Regions from separate parts of the Homo sapiens genome. Here all the other regions are linked to region 3. Evidence: chromatin contacts called from ENCODE Hi-C or POLR2A ChIA-PET data. All regions are on one chromosome and are shown on one strand. The core of a region is the stretch at or near the end of the contact, and the rest is flanking DNA. Distances in the headings are between cores, read along the strand shown.

Region 1 (2,803 bases), core at 169-2,668, 5.6 Mb before region 3:
ATGAGGAAACAGACGCAGAGAAGTAATTTGTCCAAAGTCCATAGGGTTGTAAGACTCATAACAAGAACTACAACTTGGGCCTATCTGAATCTTATACTTCTGGTACTATACTTGTTCACAGGTTTGAAAAGAGCTTTAATTTCTATTATTTCTCAAGAATTTGTAATGCTTTCTCTTGTCACTGTGCTTTCAACTTAGAGGAGTTGCAGTTTTGATAAAAGACAAACTGATTTAGCTTCTAGGTTTGTTAAATATGTAATTCAGAGGCAACTCCAGGCTTATATTTCTACGACTGCTTTCTAAATCTAATTATTTTATAAATAGTCCTGTTGCTTTAATTCACTTTTTACCCTAACATAATTAATCAAGTTTAACTTTGAAATCTCCATATTTTATGTGAGAACTCCCAAGGCTATCCACTTTTATTTTCCTTTGTAAATTTATTGTTGCTCAGCCTATTTCATTAATGGCAGCTTTAATTATAATATTTTATTATATTTTCAAAGTGCATGATAATGGTTTACCAGTCTGGTTAGTACATCAGAGATTTCTATTGGGAGCTATCAGAGATGTTAACATCCAACAATTTTACCAAAGTGTAATTGTTATAGACGTCTTAACATGAATTTACGCAACAAAAATATGTTTAATGTGGAGAACAGTGAGATGCATATTTGATAATTCACTGCAGTCTGCATCATCATCTCTATATTCCAAAATTTCGTCTTAAGCCGTTTAGTATTTAACTTACAGAAGAAAGGGGGTTATCTTAGATAACTTTTAATATCCTAAGGTATTTTCCAATTCACGATACAGGGAGAAAAGAAATGTGTCCAGGCCCTTAGAAGAAAATACTTTGAATTTAAATGTGACACATACATTAAACCCGCGTGACACGCCAGGCAGGCGGTGGAAGTCAAGTGCATTTGTTTTTGTTTCATCCACCAGGGCGATCTCTTTCACAATTCTGGGAGAGGCCTGTTTGTTCCTCCACTCCCACAGCTGAAGTTTGGGACAAAGTTTGAGAAAATCCCAGGCACCTGCGGCTCCTATCGAAGCCGGCGAGGAGCACAGGGTAGAGCGTCTCTTCCCAGTTTTCAGTCTTCAGATCGCAGGCCTCTCGGACCCGCAGAGCGAGCTTCACGCTGCAGCGCTTGAGAAATAAGAGCTATTCCAAGGAGGGGCCCTGGGTCCTCACTGACGCTTCGCAAAGGTGTACGTCCGCCCAGGGAAGGCCGGCGGCGCAGCGACGGCGAGGAGTCCCCATCCATCTTCTCTTCAAGCAGCAGTAGCTGGGTTCGGGTACCCAACCGACGAGCCGAGACGCCAGAGGCCAGAGTACGAAGTTGGAAGCCTGCGCCCCAAGCCAACCGGGATTCCACTTAGCTCCGCGCGGTCCGCGCCTCGGCCGGAAGGGGGCGTGGCTTCGGGCCCGCGCCGCGAGGCCCGCCGCCGAGTGGGGGGGTTTCTCCCGGGCCGCAGCCGCGCGTTTCCGGCGCGCTCCCCCGCGCCCTCCGTCCTGTGGTCTCGCCCGCCCCCGCTGCCATGTTGGATTGTGCGGCCGCCGCCGCCGCTGCGGGAGGGTTGGGGGAGGAGTTGGGAGTTTAGCGCAGTCGCCGGAGTGCGAGGACAACGACCATCCGGCCCTAGCCTGGCCGGGCGGGTGCCGGGAGCTTCCCTTTCTCAGCGCGGCGCGAAGGTGGCTCGCCGTCAGCGCCTGCTTCCCTCGACCTCGTCCTCCTCCCCGCTCCGGAGGAGCTGCGAGATGTGGCGCCTCTGACTCCACTTCTCCCCGCCCCTGTCACCGAGAGGGGGAACGAGCTCTCGCCCACTCGCCGGAGGAGACGGCCCTGGACTCCCAACCCCGCCGGCGAAACCATGAGCTCCGTCCAGCAGCAGCCGCCGCCGCCGCGGAGGGTCACCAACGTGGGGTCCCTGTTGCTCACCCCGCAGGAGAACGAGTCCCTCTTCACTTTCCTCGGCAAGAAATGTGTGGTCAGTGGACGAGACCCGCGTCGCCACCCGTGACATTACCTCACGGGCCCGGGCTTGGGGGCCGGGAAGTGGGAGTGGGGAAGGAGGCGGGAGCGGCGCGGGCCAGGCCTCCCGCCAGCCCCGGCCCCGGCCCCGGCCCCTCGTCGGCGCCCTCGCCCTGCTCCCAGGGTGCGGGCCGTGGCGGTCGGGCGCCGCCTTCCCGAGCTGCTGGAGAATAAGGGAGTGTCACCTCCGCAGGCCTGTCCTCCAGCCTGGCCGGGCCTCGGCCCGCGCCCTTGCTGCTGGTTAAAACTTTATTCTCAGGCCACAAGGGGATTTTCTTGCAAGAGCCGCTTGGTCCTAGAATCTGGGCCCTTGTTCTAGCTCTCGCTTCACCTCTTACTGCTTGATCTGGGGGTACGTTCCTTAACAATGCCAGGTTTGAGGAGTGGATAGGTCGGGGAAGGAAGGTGGTTTTTAATCTCCCATTAGGATTCCAGGAGGGAATGAAGTCGAGTGCAAGAGCCTGGGCTCTCTTCGGATTAGAGAGGGTGCAAGAAATGTTATTGCTCTTCGTTAAAGAGAAACAAGATTTATTTCTCTAGCAACCTTGCCTAGGCCTGGTTTCTACTCTCCTTCCCACTGATTTTTTTTTTCCCCCCATTGGTGGGAGGGGGTGCTGCTCTCCCCGCAGCCATGCGCAGGGAAACCTCAATCTCTGGTAGCTCTTGGCTTTTGGGGCCGAGAATGATTCTTAGTTTGGTGCTGTGCGGCCAATTCCAACCCCAGATGGCCGGTTGGGAGCGAGCAGTTCTGCTGTGGGAAGGGG
Region 2 (2,700 bases), core at 109-2,608, 9.7 Mb after region 3:
CTTTAGCAACAAGGAGGAATCTGTCTCAAAAACTAAAGCTCCTTCCACACGCCTGTAAGGCTTAATTGGTGCATACATCTTTTAACTCTCCTGTAGCTAAATAACATGTCTGGCTTATCCACTGCTGGGGTTTACCAGGCATTATGATGTACATAATCCAGACACTGTGTCCCAAGAACATAGCAAGCTGGCTTTCCCTCCTTGATTTAAAAAAATCAAAACAACACAACTATCAGGGTAACATCCACTACATTTGACAGGTCAAAGAATCCCCTTCCTTAAGGACTTTACAATAACCTTACAGGGGGCTAAAGCATACATACCCATGGGTAGTGGGTAAGCCTTGAGAGTACAGTATAAGTCTTGATAACATTTTGAGGTTGATAACTAGTTGAAACTGATCTGTTTTCCCGACCTCAACGTAATTGCAAGGTCACTTCAAGAGGGTAAGGGGCTATTGCAACTACCCAAATTCGCTATTGTAGTATAAAAGCTTTAATTAACAGCATGTATAGGAATGCAAAGCTATGTTCTAATGAAACTTTAAAAAGCAGACACAAATATGAATGTCATATAATTGTCATCTGTCGCAAAACTTTTTTTTTAACCTTTGAAAAATGTGAAACCCATTTTTAGCTCCTAGTACAGCAGAACCTGCGGTGGGCTGGATTTGCCCTGAGGGCTGTAGTTTGCCCCTGTGGTACGTATGAAATGCCACAATTTTAAAAAGATGTGTTACGTGTGGGACCATTTGTGGGGCGGTTTATGCTAACTTCCAATACAGTAATATATGTCAACTCGCTTTTGAGTGACATTTAGTCTGGGTGGCCATGCCCAGGAATGGATATAGAGAAAGGGGCGCGGCCGCGCCGGGCACCACCCTCCAAGAGACTGGTATCGCAGCCCCCAGCTCCAAGGAACTCAGCGCAGGCAGGGGCTTCAGGGACGCGGAGAGGGAGGCTTATCTCTGCTGAAAGGGAATAGCGGCCCGCAAACAAGCAAACCAGGACACTGCTCCGAGGTCCCGCCCAGGAAGGCAAAACGAAGTCCCACCGCTCTCACACCCGGCAACCAACCAAGGCACAGCACGCCCCACCAGCAAGCCACGCCTCGCGCATCACGCACGCACGCACGCACGCACACACGTCTGTCGCGGCTTCCCGCCTTGCGCTCCGTCATGCTCTATTGCGCATATCTCGGGGCGGGGGAGGAACGGAGATTGACAAGGAGGCAGAGGCCTGAGCGAGGCGGAAAATCCTCACCCCGGCCCGCGGGTAGACCCAAACTTCTAGCGCGTCACTTCCGCTGGGGGCGGAGCGGGGCGGGGCTGAGTGGGTGGCGACCTAGCTGCTGCGCCAGTGTTTGTGTTGGAAGCTCAGCTGATGCAGGCCGGTTGGAGTGGACGTCATTGCCGGGAACGAGCGAGTCGCCGCTGCAGCCCTAGTGACTGCGGCCTGCATCCCGGTAAGTAGCCGCGAGGGGACAGGGGCGGGACGATAGGAGGCTGGTTGATCGTTCTGGACCCTTGTCCGGCGCTCCGGGTCGTCCTTTCTTTCTTTGGAGGGCACTTCCCGAGCGAGAGGGTGGGGACACGCCAGGCTTTGGGGAGGAGCTGGCGCTGGAAGGAGCCCGCAGGTCCTGGAGCTCATTGGTACTCGGCGCCCTCCGCCCCCGTGGGCTTTGCTGCCCCAGAAGCGCAAACCGTATTTGGTTTCGCAGGTCCCGCCCTGCTCCCCCTGTCCCATCCCCACGACTCCCTCCTCAATTTTCCAGAGTCTGTCTGCCTTCCCCTGGACTGTAGTGTTCTCCAGTAGTTAACTGGTCACTCTCAGGAGGGTTTCCCTAGTCTACATCATTCTCGACTGTCAGTGTGCACCTGGTGATTCTACTGCCTGATATTTTTTGTCAGTAATCTCTTTCTGACCCCATCCACATTTGATTCTATCCTTGACCGCTGTTGCTTAAGTGGATAAGGTGTATGAATCACTGTGTTGCAGTGCTTCCTATCCCTGTGTCATTTCTATCATTGTGCTGGAAGGAACCTGCTTTCCACGCCTAATACAATGATAACTTTAAAATGGTGACTCATAGGAAAAACTCAGGAGAGTTGTGACATAAGGGACTATCATATAATCCTGCTTAAAATACTGTTTTCAATTCCAAAACAGTTGTATCCTGGTTCTGCAGTCCTAATTTCTGAGAGTTCAAAAATGACAAATGTTTCAGTGTATTAAGAAAATGCTGTTAAACAGTGAAACATTAAGAGCTTATGCCTTGTGAGGCAGTTGTATCAAGCCCATTTTAGCTATTTTGTTAAATTGCTTATGCAAATTAGTTGTCCTTTCAATATAAGAACATGTTTTTATTTCGTAATTATAATCAACTTTTTCTTAATGTTGATCTCTTTTTTTATTTCTATATCAGGACTAAATTAAAATCTTGTAAACGCCCTTTTAATGAGTGATGTTGAATGAAAGGGCCAGTTTCACTAGTTTAGCTATTCACTTGTTTCACATGCAAAGTTGTTACAAGAACAGCCTGTACTTTGAGTTGTTTTTTTTTACCCCAGTTAGAGGGGTTGTGCTGAAGCTGCATATTGCTTCACTCATGGAATATATATTTGTAAAAAGGTCAGAGTTAGAATGCTGAGCCATAGACACCTTCCTGTCCTGCCATTTTTTGTTGTTGTTGGGAGTCTCT
Region 3 (2,700 bases), core at 193-2,692:
ACAGACTCTGGCAAGGGAATGATTTGAATTTTTAGAATAAATATGACAACTAGGTATAAGTATTCAACACAGCCACTAAGTTCACTACATAAAAACGTTAAAAGTTTCTTAGACGCCAAGGCAGGAGGATCACTTGAGGTGAGACCAGCTTGGGCAACACAGCGATACCCCCATCTCTATTACCCTGGCCTGGTGACCTATAGTCCCAGCTACTCAGGAGGCAGAGGCAGAGGCAGGAGGATTGCTTGGGCTCAGGAGTTCAAGGTTGCATTGAGCCATGATCAAGCCACTGCACTCCAGCCTGGGCAACAGAGTGAGACCCTCGACTCAAAAAAAGAAAAAAAAAAAAAAACTTAAAAAAAGCTTCTGTTTTTGTCTTTGTGATAATTACATGATTAAAAAAGGGAAAAAATAGAAAAAGAAAACCTCTTTCTGTATGTGATCGGTGTATCTTATCTCAAAATATCCTGGATTTTTGACACTTTTCTACTAGGAAGGTTACCAATCTATTATTTCAGGCAGGATATTTCGTTTCTTAGGCCTGTTTATTTCTAAAATGAAAAGTGGATGAGTACTAAATTAATCGATGTTGGACGATTTTCCAGCATGTTAAAAAACTGTCTTCCAGGACAGGCTTCTGTAATTCAAAAGTAAAGAAACTATATAAGCAGTGTCACAGGGTACCAATAACGCATCATTAAAAGCATTCGGTATTTAATTTTTGTCACCCAGTTTGTACCTGAGCTTAACGTAGTGTTTTTGTCCTAAGACTTTAAAACGGTAACACTTGTAAAGTCTATTTTAAGACTTCCCATGGGGTTGTTACTTGCTCCTCACTATAATCCATTACAACAGCAACCATTTTTTTTCATTCTACCAACAAGTTGGGACTTCAAGTGGTAAAGGGACAGAAACAGTCTGTGAACCATCGTTAAACTTTTTGCTATCCTCGAACGAGCAAATTATGTGAATAAAACAAGTACAAAGATTTGCAAAACTGTTGTCGCCGCCAGGACGACTGTTCATCTTATTCACAAACTTTAACACTTATGCCATAGGGAAATAGTAAGTAAGAATCAAGAGCGTACATTTTTTTTAAGACAGAAAAGTTCGGAATAATCACACTGGGTTTTTATTTGGGTTTTGCAGGCAAAATGGAAAGGACCCCTGGGCCCGCAGCAGCGGGAAGGCTCGAGGCGCCGCCGGCGAACTCTGGGTCGTTCCGGGGCCCTCATCTCCTCGCCCGCCCCCAGGATCCCGCCGAGGCCAGGCCTCCCAACCTCCCACCGATCCCCGACCGCGGCCTCTCCGCGACCCCGGCTCACGCCCGCGGCGGCCAGCTTGAGGATACGGTTGATGTAGTTCTCCAAAGCGGACGTCATGCTGTTCGGCCCGGCGGTTCCGGGTAACGCAGCGGTGCCGACAGCAAGCAGAACTGAAAGGGCGCGCCAGAACCCGGCAGCGGATAGCGCCTGCGGGTCGCAGCAAATATCGTGAGAGTTGCTGCTCCGCAGCCCTGTGAGTCGGAAATTGGGACGAACTGGCCAACCAAACAGAAGCCGCACAGCGGTGACGAGAGAGTGCGCGTGCGCAGTGTGTTTTCTCTGTAATTCTGGGCCGTGTTCCGGAAGCCTCGTAAGACAAAAGCGAACGAGAGGCGGAAAAAAGGAAGACGCTTCCTGAAGTTGGGGGTATGAGACAGAAGTTGGGGGTATGAGACAGAAGTTGGGGGAGAGTGGGTTTCCAATCCGAGTAAAAGGCAGTGTGGTGGAAGTTAACAAGAGAAAATGTTGAGACGAGGTAGAGCAGGCAGGAATAAACGAAGTAAGGTGTTTTTATTAGGAGTGAAGGAGAGAGACGAGTGCTGTTGTGTGAAACGTAGGTGCGGGTAGTTGAATCCCTAGTTTTCTGCAGCAGAAGCCGAAAATAACGCTAAAAATAAGTTCAGTTGCCCGGGACAGAGTTGCGCACGTTATAACCACACGGTGTACGCCTCTTAAGAACTCAGCAGTGAAATACACTTTCGTATGTTCTGCTTTTGTCTCTAAAAGTGTTCCAAAATGGAGGTGTTTTTACTTTTTAAAGAAACTAAATGCAAATAGGCAAAGGTGTGTGACCATCCCTTAGAAAACGAATGTCCACGCTTCTGCCACGCCAGGATGGTCTACCTTTCTTCAGGGTGAAATTAGTAAGTAAAAGGCTGCTGCAGCACCGAGAAAGGACCGATGCAGGAAGGATGCAGGAAGGCACCAAACTTGGTTCTAATCTTGGCTCTGCTAACAAATTGGTGTCATTGCACAGGTCACTTCAATTCTTCTGGGCCTCAGTTTCGTTAGATAGTCCCATAGGTATCATTTCAGATATTTCCCAATGCGATACTGTTCCCACTTCATTTACTGTTGCCCTAACTTGAGAGAGCTTGAAGTTAGAAAGAGATTTATACACAAAACACCAGCAGGAGCGATTTCCCTTTTTTGCAAAATATCTTTATAATTTCAGTTAAACATGTATTTTCTTAAGATTTGTGGCTTTGTAATAACTCTTGCAATGTCAGCAGTTTTCCTCGGAAAAGGAAGCATTTCTTAATTAGAGCATACCCACAAGATACTCCCAAATAGTTAATATTTTATATTCTGGAACTTATTCCTATCTGTTTGAAATCAAATGTAGTCAGGAATTAGATTGTGAATGTCTCATATT
Region 4 (2,700 bases), core at 152-2,651, 5.1 Mb after region 3:
ACATAAGGAAAAATAAACATGTAGGGAAAAACAAAATGTTCACAGTAGGATATGAGAGAATATTTTGGAAGCTATAAAAATATAACTCCTATTCCAAATATAATTGATTACAAAGGCACGAAAGTAGCTCAAAACAAAGGATGAAATGAACAAAACCTTGTTAAAATAATCAAGGTTAGAGAAACAATGCTGACGTTATTGTGCAGTTATTCTCAGATTTCCAATTTTCTAGTCACCTTGGTTTGGTTTATTTGGCACCTCTCGGTCTCTCATAAGATCTTGTTGGCATATTTATCTAGTCAAATCATTATTATTATTAGGCAACATTACTGAGCACCTGCTGGGTGCCGGTTAGGAGCCAAGAATATAAATCTTTGCTAGAGAGACTAGGAACGTGTAAGAAAAAGGGTAACCGACAACACAAGAATACATGCTAATTATTGGCATTGAACTGAACGTACCTGCATTATCTAACAGACTGAACCAGGGGACTTTCAGACCAGGCAGGTGGCTTCACACCCAACCCTCATCATTAATAATTTATAATGTAAGGATAGCAAATAAATTTTCAAATCAGTAAATATGAAAGAGTTCAGAAGATCAGATGACTAGAAAGGTTCAGTAAGGAGTTCACAATTAGCAGACAATTGAAAGAGCGCCTTTCAGAAAGGTTACGACTTACATATACAAATAACTAATTCTTGTTTTATGATTTAAAAGCAGTATTTTTACATCTTTTCACAAATATGTAGGGACATTTGGGGCTGAGGTTTCACAAAAACATAGGTGGGAAGGAATCACCGCAGTGCACTCCTGAATAGATTGTCACTTTAGGACCTGAATCCTGAGAGATCTTCTGCAACAGGGCTAAACCCATTTTTCCTAAACTTTATTTTGCACTACAAATGTTTTTTAACCTTTTACGATATGTCTTATTAACCGCGCTTTTTCCCCATTGACTAAAAAATTAATAAATGGCATATGTTTCATTAGGAAGATGGTGACAGAGATTTCCTGCTTCAGAAACGTTGGAAGCCACTGGTTTAAAAGCACCCGGAACAGAGGGCTGTACTTGGGTTCTCTCTCCCCGCTGTGTCATTTCAGTCGAAGAAAAAGACAAAATTACATGTGCGCCTTACAGACTCAACAGGGTAGAAAACACTTGCTATCATTTCTTTTATTTTGAAGTGAGCTTTTATATAAACACACGAAACCATCTATTTAATAGTAAAACGTTGGGCAGGGAAAGGAAGTCCCGCGCGTTCGCGACTCTTCGCCTCCGCTAGAGCGTGACCGTCACGCCCTCTGCTACTTATAGGGGGAACGCGCCGGGGCATCATAGGAGTCGGCGGCGGCAGGGATTGTGGGAAATGTAGTTTGGAGACTCCGCCCTCCTCGCCATTCCTGTAATGGCTGCTTCCTAGAAGGTAATGTACGAACTCGTCTCCAAAGGATACTTAGGTTGCACCAGTGTATTTGTAAAACAGGAGCAAATTTGGACCTTGCCGGGCCAAAGTACGAATTCTTTTTCAAATCTTAATATCAAGTCCTGAAATGAAATTATCTCTGTTCTGTTTCTTTTTACCTTTTCTTGTGTGGGTGAACTGACCAACTTTTAAGTCTAGTTCCCTGTTGGACAGACTTTTCTCAACTCATTACCTATCCCCCTACCGTCCATATGGCCTCCACGCTCTGCACTGACTCTAGCTGCCTCTTTAAAATAATAATAGTAATAATAATTAATTTTTAAATCCTTCTCTCCGCCCCCTCCCCACCCCCCATGCTAATAATAGGTCGTGTCACGTGGAACCTCTTAATCTCAGCATCCGGAGCTCCAGGAAGGGAAAATTTCAAGTCAGATAGAATTCTATATATACCATTTCTTTGGTAAGTCTTATTAATTCCCCACAACTTCGCAGAGTTATATGTTGTGTGACTTTTGCCAAATTTGTCTGCATTTCTTGGATGGGAGAGACCCTAAGAAAATGTACAATTTTTACCCACTAGGATATTTTAAGTTTCCAAGTTAGTGGCTCGTGCTTTTTTTCTGTTTGTTCTTAATTATGAACTCCTGTTCAATTTTTGTTTGGTTGATGCACGAGGTGTTGGCATTATCGTGGAAAATTCCTGGGTTTAGAGTGTTATCACGAGATAGGGAGATGAACCTCAAATTACTGTCTTTAACGTCCCTCTGTTTTTCCACCTATAAGATGAGGAGATGGATTGGAAATGATTCATAAAGTATCCAAAAGATTGGCTGGCCTGTTATTTGTCATGTGTTCATTTTGTCATTTGAAAAGGGAGGAATTTTTAATGGTTCCTTTTTGTTTCCATGTTTAATTTCTAGGAACCTTCAGCCCTCAAGATTCCAACATCATGACCTCAGTTTCAACACAGTTGTCCTTAGTCCTCATGTCACTGCTTTTGGTGCTGCCTGTTGTGGAAGCAGTAGAAGCCGGTGATGCAATCGCCCTTTTGTTAGGTGTGGTTCTCAGCATTACAGGCATTTGTGCCTGCTTGGGGGTATATGCACGAAAAAGAAATGGACAGATGTGACTTTGAAAGGCCTACTGAGTCAAACCTCACCCTGAAAACCTTTGCGCTTTAGAGGCTAAACCTGAGATTTGGTGTGTGAAAGGTTCCAAGAATCAGTAAATAAGGGAGTTTCACATTTTTCATTGTTTCCATGAAATGGCAACA
Region 5 (2,700 bases), core at 11-2,510, 6.0 Mb after region 3:
GGGGTGGGGGGAATGGGGGAGGGATAGACTAAAGGTAAAAGAGTCCTAAACACAATCCACCTGCAGCTTTCAAAATTTGGTTTTTTATTCCTACAGTGGATCAGAGGACAACCTGAAAGTCAGGTACAGCCAAAGTTGTGATGGTTTTCAAAACTCTTTTCAAATGTTCTTTGAAGCCACGAGTGCAAATTATCTATCACTTTCCTTTTCTTTCTCTAAGGACCCAGAGACTGGGAAGATCTCTCAGGCTCCACATACAAATCTGAAGAACACCCAGAGCAGTTAACCATCTACAGGGAGGTTGTGAGATACACACACTTTCCCTTCAGAGGTCACCTCAGCCACAAACTGGGCAAATCTGTAGAGTGGAGAGCAGTGACCACCAGTCTGCGACTGGAAATACTCCGGAAGCTAAATAAAACACACCTGCGAGGTCAAACCAAGCAAACCAAGGCAGTGTACTGGTGAGGAGAAAGAGCTGCTAATCCCAAAATTATAAACACACGCGCGCGAACCAGATCTGAACCAAACCCACTCAGCAGCTAGCTCAAAGCTGGGAGCTCCAAACCAGAAGACAAACGCTCAGGGAGCTTCCCCGGCGGAGGGGAAGGCCATTCCATGGCATTTTCTCCGCCATCCCATGGCATTTTCTCCGCCATCCCCGGGCAGCCCCAACCAAGTAGCCGCCACCGGCTCCAACCCATCCCGCTGGGCCACCACCCGTGGGGCCCAGTCGAACCCAGGTGGCCCCAGAGCTGAAGGGCTCCTAGGGTCAGACCAGAGGTCCGTTGCACACCCGGTCATAGAGAAAGGAAGACACATCAGCCGCGCCTCCGGGGCACCGTACTCACCCCCATAACCTACACCCCCGACTGTGCTGCAGCTCCCATCACGGTCTTCCTGCATTCGGGCGACAGCCCCCTGGGTCTTGGAAGCAGCCATTACCCGGCAGAAAAGAAAAGGGAGGGCCGCAGGGCGGGTCGGAGGCGGGGTGGCACCAGTAGAAACGCTACTGGAGGCGAACTCCCCGTCGACGTAATGTTTTCTCCACACCTACGCCGCGCTCTGGACCAATAGGACGCAATCAGTAAAACTGAATCCCCGCCCCGAACCACATTTGCCGCGCCCACTTCCGGGATGGGGAGGCCAAGAACTACAATTCCCAGCGTGCTGCGGGGCCCTGGGACGGGAGGGCTGGACTAGGCGCTGGCGGGCGGGGGTGCGCCGGAGAGTGCCCCGGCGTGTTCGCTTAGTTCAGTGAATCAGAACAATGACTGCGCCGCCGGGTACCCGGGAGCGCGTCGGAGGACTGTGAGCAGCCGCCGCCGGGAGAGCTGCGGGCGGCGCAGTGTCAACGCTGGGCTCGGGAGCCTCCAGCGCAGATCCTGCCCAGCGCCCGCAGCCCGCGCGAAGCCGCTGGGCTCCGGCACTGCAGCGCTGCTCGGGGACTGTGCATTGTTGTGAGCCGGAGAAGGGGCGCGGGGATTACAAAGCCTGAAGACCCCGGAGCCCCTTTAGCCATGTGGATACCTACGGAGCACGAGAAATACGGCGTGGGTGAGTCTCCGCGGGGCGAACTTTTATTCTGCTCTGGCCCGAGCGAGTGCGCATTTCTCGTCCTTGCCCCCGCGCCCCTCTCGCTCCGCCCGGTTGAAAATGCCTAATCCTGGCATCGCGCAGCTGGTACGGGGCTTTGCCGAGCCAGCTCCAGGCAGAGGGCTGCGCACCAGGCTCTCGCCCCGCACCGCCTGCTCGGCGCGCCCCGCACTGGTTCCCGAAGCGCCGGGACAGCTTGGGGGAGCGCGCGGCCGGCCCGCTAGCTTCGGGCTCTGCCTGCGGAGTTTGGAGTGGCGACTGGGCGTGTGTGTGTGTGTGTGTGTGTGTGTCAAGTTGGAAGAGGAGGCGAATGGGGTTTCTCTCCTTCCTTACCCTTCTTCCCCAAAGCGACAGGGAGCTGCAACGGTTCCTCTGGGTGGAGAGGGAGACAACAACACTCGGGCAGAGAGAACACCCCCAAAACAGTAGGGAGGCGCAAACCCTTCCCTCTGGCTCGGATCGACATTCCCGGAGTGTGGAATGTGGCAGGGTCCTGGAGAGAGCCGCTCTGACAAGCTGAGCCCTCTCTGACCCTCCTCCCTCTCTGCGATCCCGGATTTATGGGGTGTGTATGTTGCGGGGCGGGGGCATTGGTAAATTTCAACATCTGCGCCGCTCGGTTCTTTGGTCTTTGGAGAAGAACGGGTATTTCAGCAGTGTTTTTACTTCTGGCCACCCTCTCGACCCCGGGTGAGCGCAGTGGGGGCGGTGTGGCGGTACAGGGCTGCTGAGTGATAAATGGGGAGGGGGATCGGAAAGCCTGGTTCTTGGGGGCAGGGAGATAGCTTTTAGGAAAGCATACCCTGACACTGGCGTTCGGAGAAAAAGGAACAGGATAGCTCTCGCTGTTCTGTGTAAAGGTGAACAACAAAGGACATTAATGTTGACTGATGAATACAGGAGTCTCCCTTCCTTTTCCTCCTCCCATTTCAGGCGGGTTACAGTTCCCGTTTTTGTTGTTTGATTTCAGCTGGGTCGCCCCTTGACAGTTACTCCTTTTAGGGTTGAGACTATTAAGAAGCCAGGCTCTCCGACAAGGCTGCAGCCGGCCAAATGCAATTATAACCTCCCAGAAGGTCTAACAGAAAGCATTATGGATTTTAC

The links. Hi-C counts contacts between places; a loop is a spot of excess contacts on that map. ChIA-PET counts read pairs that join two places held with the same protein, here RNA polymerase II (POLR2A). Pooled maps may share reads with other maps.
Region 1: a loop to region 3 is called in a map of CD8-positive, alpha-beta T cell, with 22 times the contacts of the local background. The contact joins the promoter of WASL-DT here to the promoter of LSM8 in region 3. A Hi-C loop is called at or near these places in 5 of 168 maps with a recorded cell type or tissue (B cell, CD4-positive, alpha-beta memory T cell, CD8-positive, alpha-beta T cell and 1 more), 1 of 37 single-sample maps with no recorded cell type and 9 of 50 pooled maps.
Region 2: a pooled map shows a loop between it and region 3 (6-fold over the local background). The contact joins the promoter of PNPLA8 here to the promoter of LSM8 in region 3. A Hi-C loop is called at or near these places in 5 of 50 pooled maps.
Region 4: a map of naive thymus-derived CD4-positive, alpha-beta T cell shows a loop between it and region 3 (23-fold over the local background). The contact joins the promoter of SMIM30 here to the promoter of LSM8 in region 3. A Hi-C loop is called at or near these places in 2 of 168 maps with a recorded cell type or tissue (CD4-positive, alpha-beta memory T cell and naive thymus-derived CD4-positive, alpha-beta T cell) and 12 of 50 pooled maps. POLR2A ChIA-PET finds 5 or more read pairs at or near these places in 1 of 52 experiments (T-cell).
Region 5: a map of CD8-positive, alpha-beta T cell shows a loop between it and region 3 (16-fold over the local background). The contact joins the promoter of DOCK4 here to the promoter of LSM8 in region 3. A Hi-C loop is called at or near these places in 3 of 168 maps with a recorded cell type or tissue (B cell, CD4-positive, alpha-beta memory T cell and CD8-positive, alpha-beta T cell), 1 of 37 single-sample maps with no recorded cell type and 12 of 50 pooled maps.

The regions. Positions count from the first base shown.
Region 1 is chr7:123,747,810-123,750,612 of GRCh38, reverse strand. WASL-DT (WASL divergent transcript) reads right to left here and starts at 1,418. Exons shown (of 1, transcript NR_170281.1): 1 at 1-1,418. It overlaps WASL (WASP like actin nucleation promoting factor), which reads left to right and starts at 1,610. Exons shown (of 11, transcript NM_003941.4): 1 at 1,610-1,995. The coding sequence starts at 1,879. RefSeq lists silencers at 1,328-1,647, 2,108-2,197 and enhancers at 1,226-1,880, 2,640-2,689.
Region 2 is chr7:108,524,793-108,527,492 of GRCh38, reverse strand. PNPLA8 (patatin like domain 8, phospholipase A2) reads left to right here and starts at 1,358. Exons shown (of 11, transcript NM_001256007.3): 1 at 1,358-1,464. It overlaps LOC124901722 (a long non-coding RNA gene), which reads right to left and starts at 1,018. Exons shown (of 2, transcript XR_007060473.1): 1 at 1-1,018. RefSeq lists enhancers at 740-1,079, 1,370-1,489, 1,261-2,221.
Region 3 is chr7:118,182,906-118,185,605 of GRCh38, reverse strand. LSM8 (LSM8 homolog, U6 small nuclear RNA associated) reads right to left here and starts at 1,442. Exons shown (of 4, transcript NM_016200.5): 1 at 1,352-1,442. The coding sequence starts at 1,382. LOC105375470 (a long non-coding RNA gene) reads left to right here and starts at 1,638. Exons shown (of 4, transcript XR_927904.3): 1 at 1,638-1,691.
Region 4 is chr7:113,117,255-113,119,954 of GRCh38, reverse strand. It overlaps SMIM30 (small integral membrane protein 30), which reads left to right and starts at 1,401. Exons shown (of 3, transcript NM_001352688.2): 1 at 1,401-1,427; 2 at 1,794-1,887; 3 at 2,348-2,700. The coding sequence starts at 2,377. The coding sequence ends at 2,556. The region is part of intron 2 of LOC107986837; the gene reads right to left. RefSeq lists enhancers at 1,002-1,141, 1,036-1,630.
Region 5 is chr7:112,204,959-112,207,658 of GRCh38, reverse strand. DOCK4 (dedicator of cytokinesis 4) reads left to right here and starts at 1,260. Exons shown (of 53, transcript NM_001363540.2): 1 at 1,260-1,557. The coding sequence starts at 1,521. ZNF277 (zinc finger protein 277) reads right to left here and starts at 964. Exons shown (of 12, transcript NM_021994.3): 1 at 852-964. The coding sequence starts at 942. RefSeq lists an enhancer at 749-868 and a silencer at 1,039-1,388.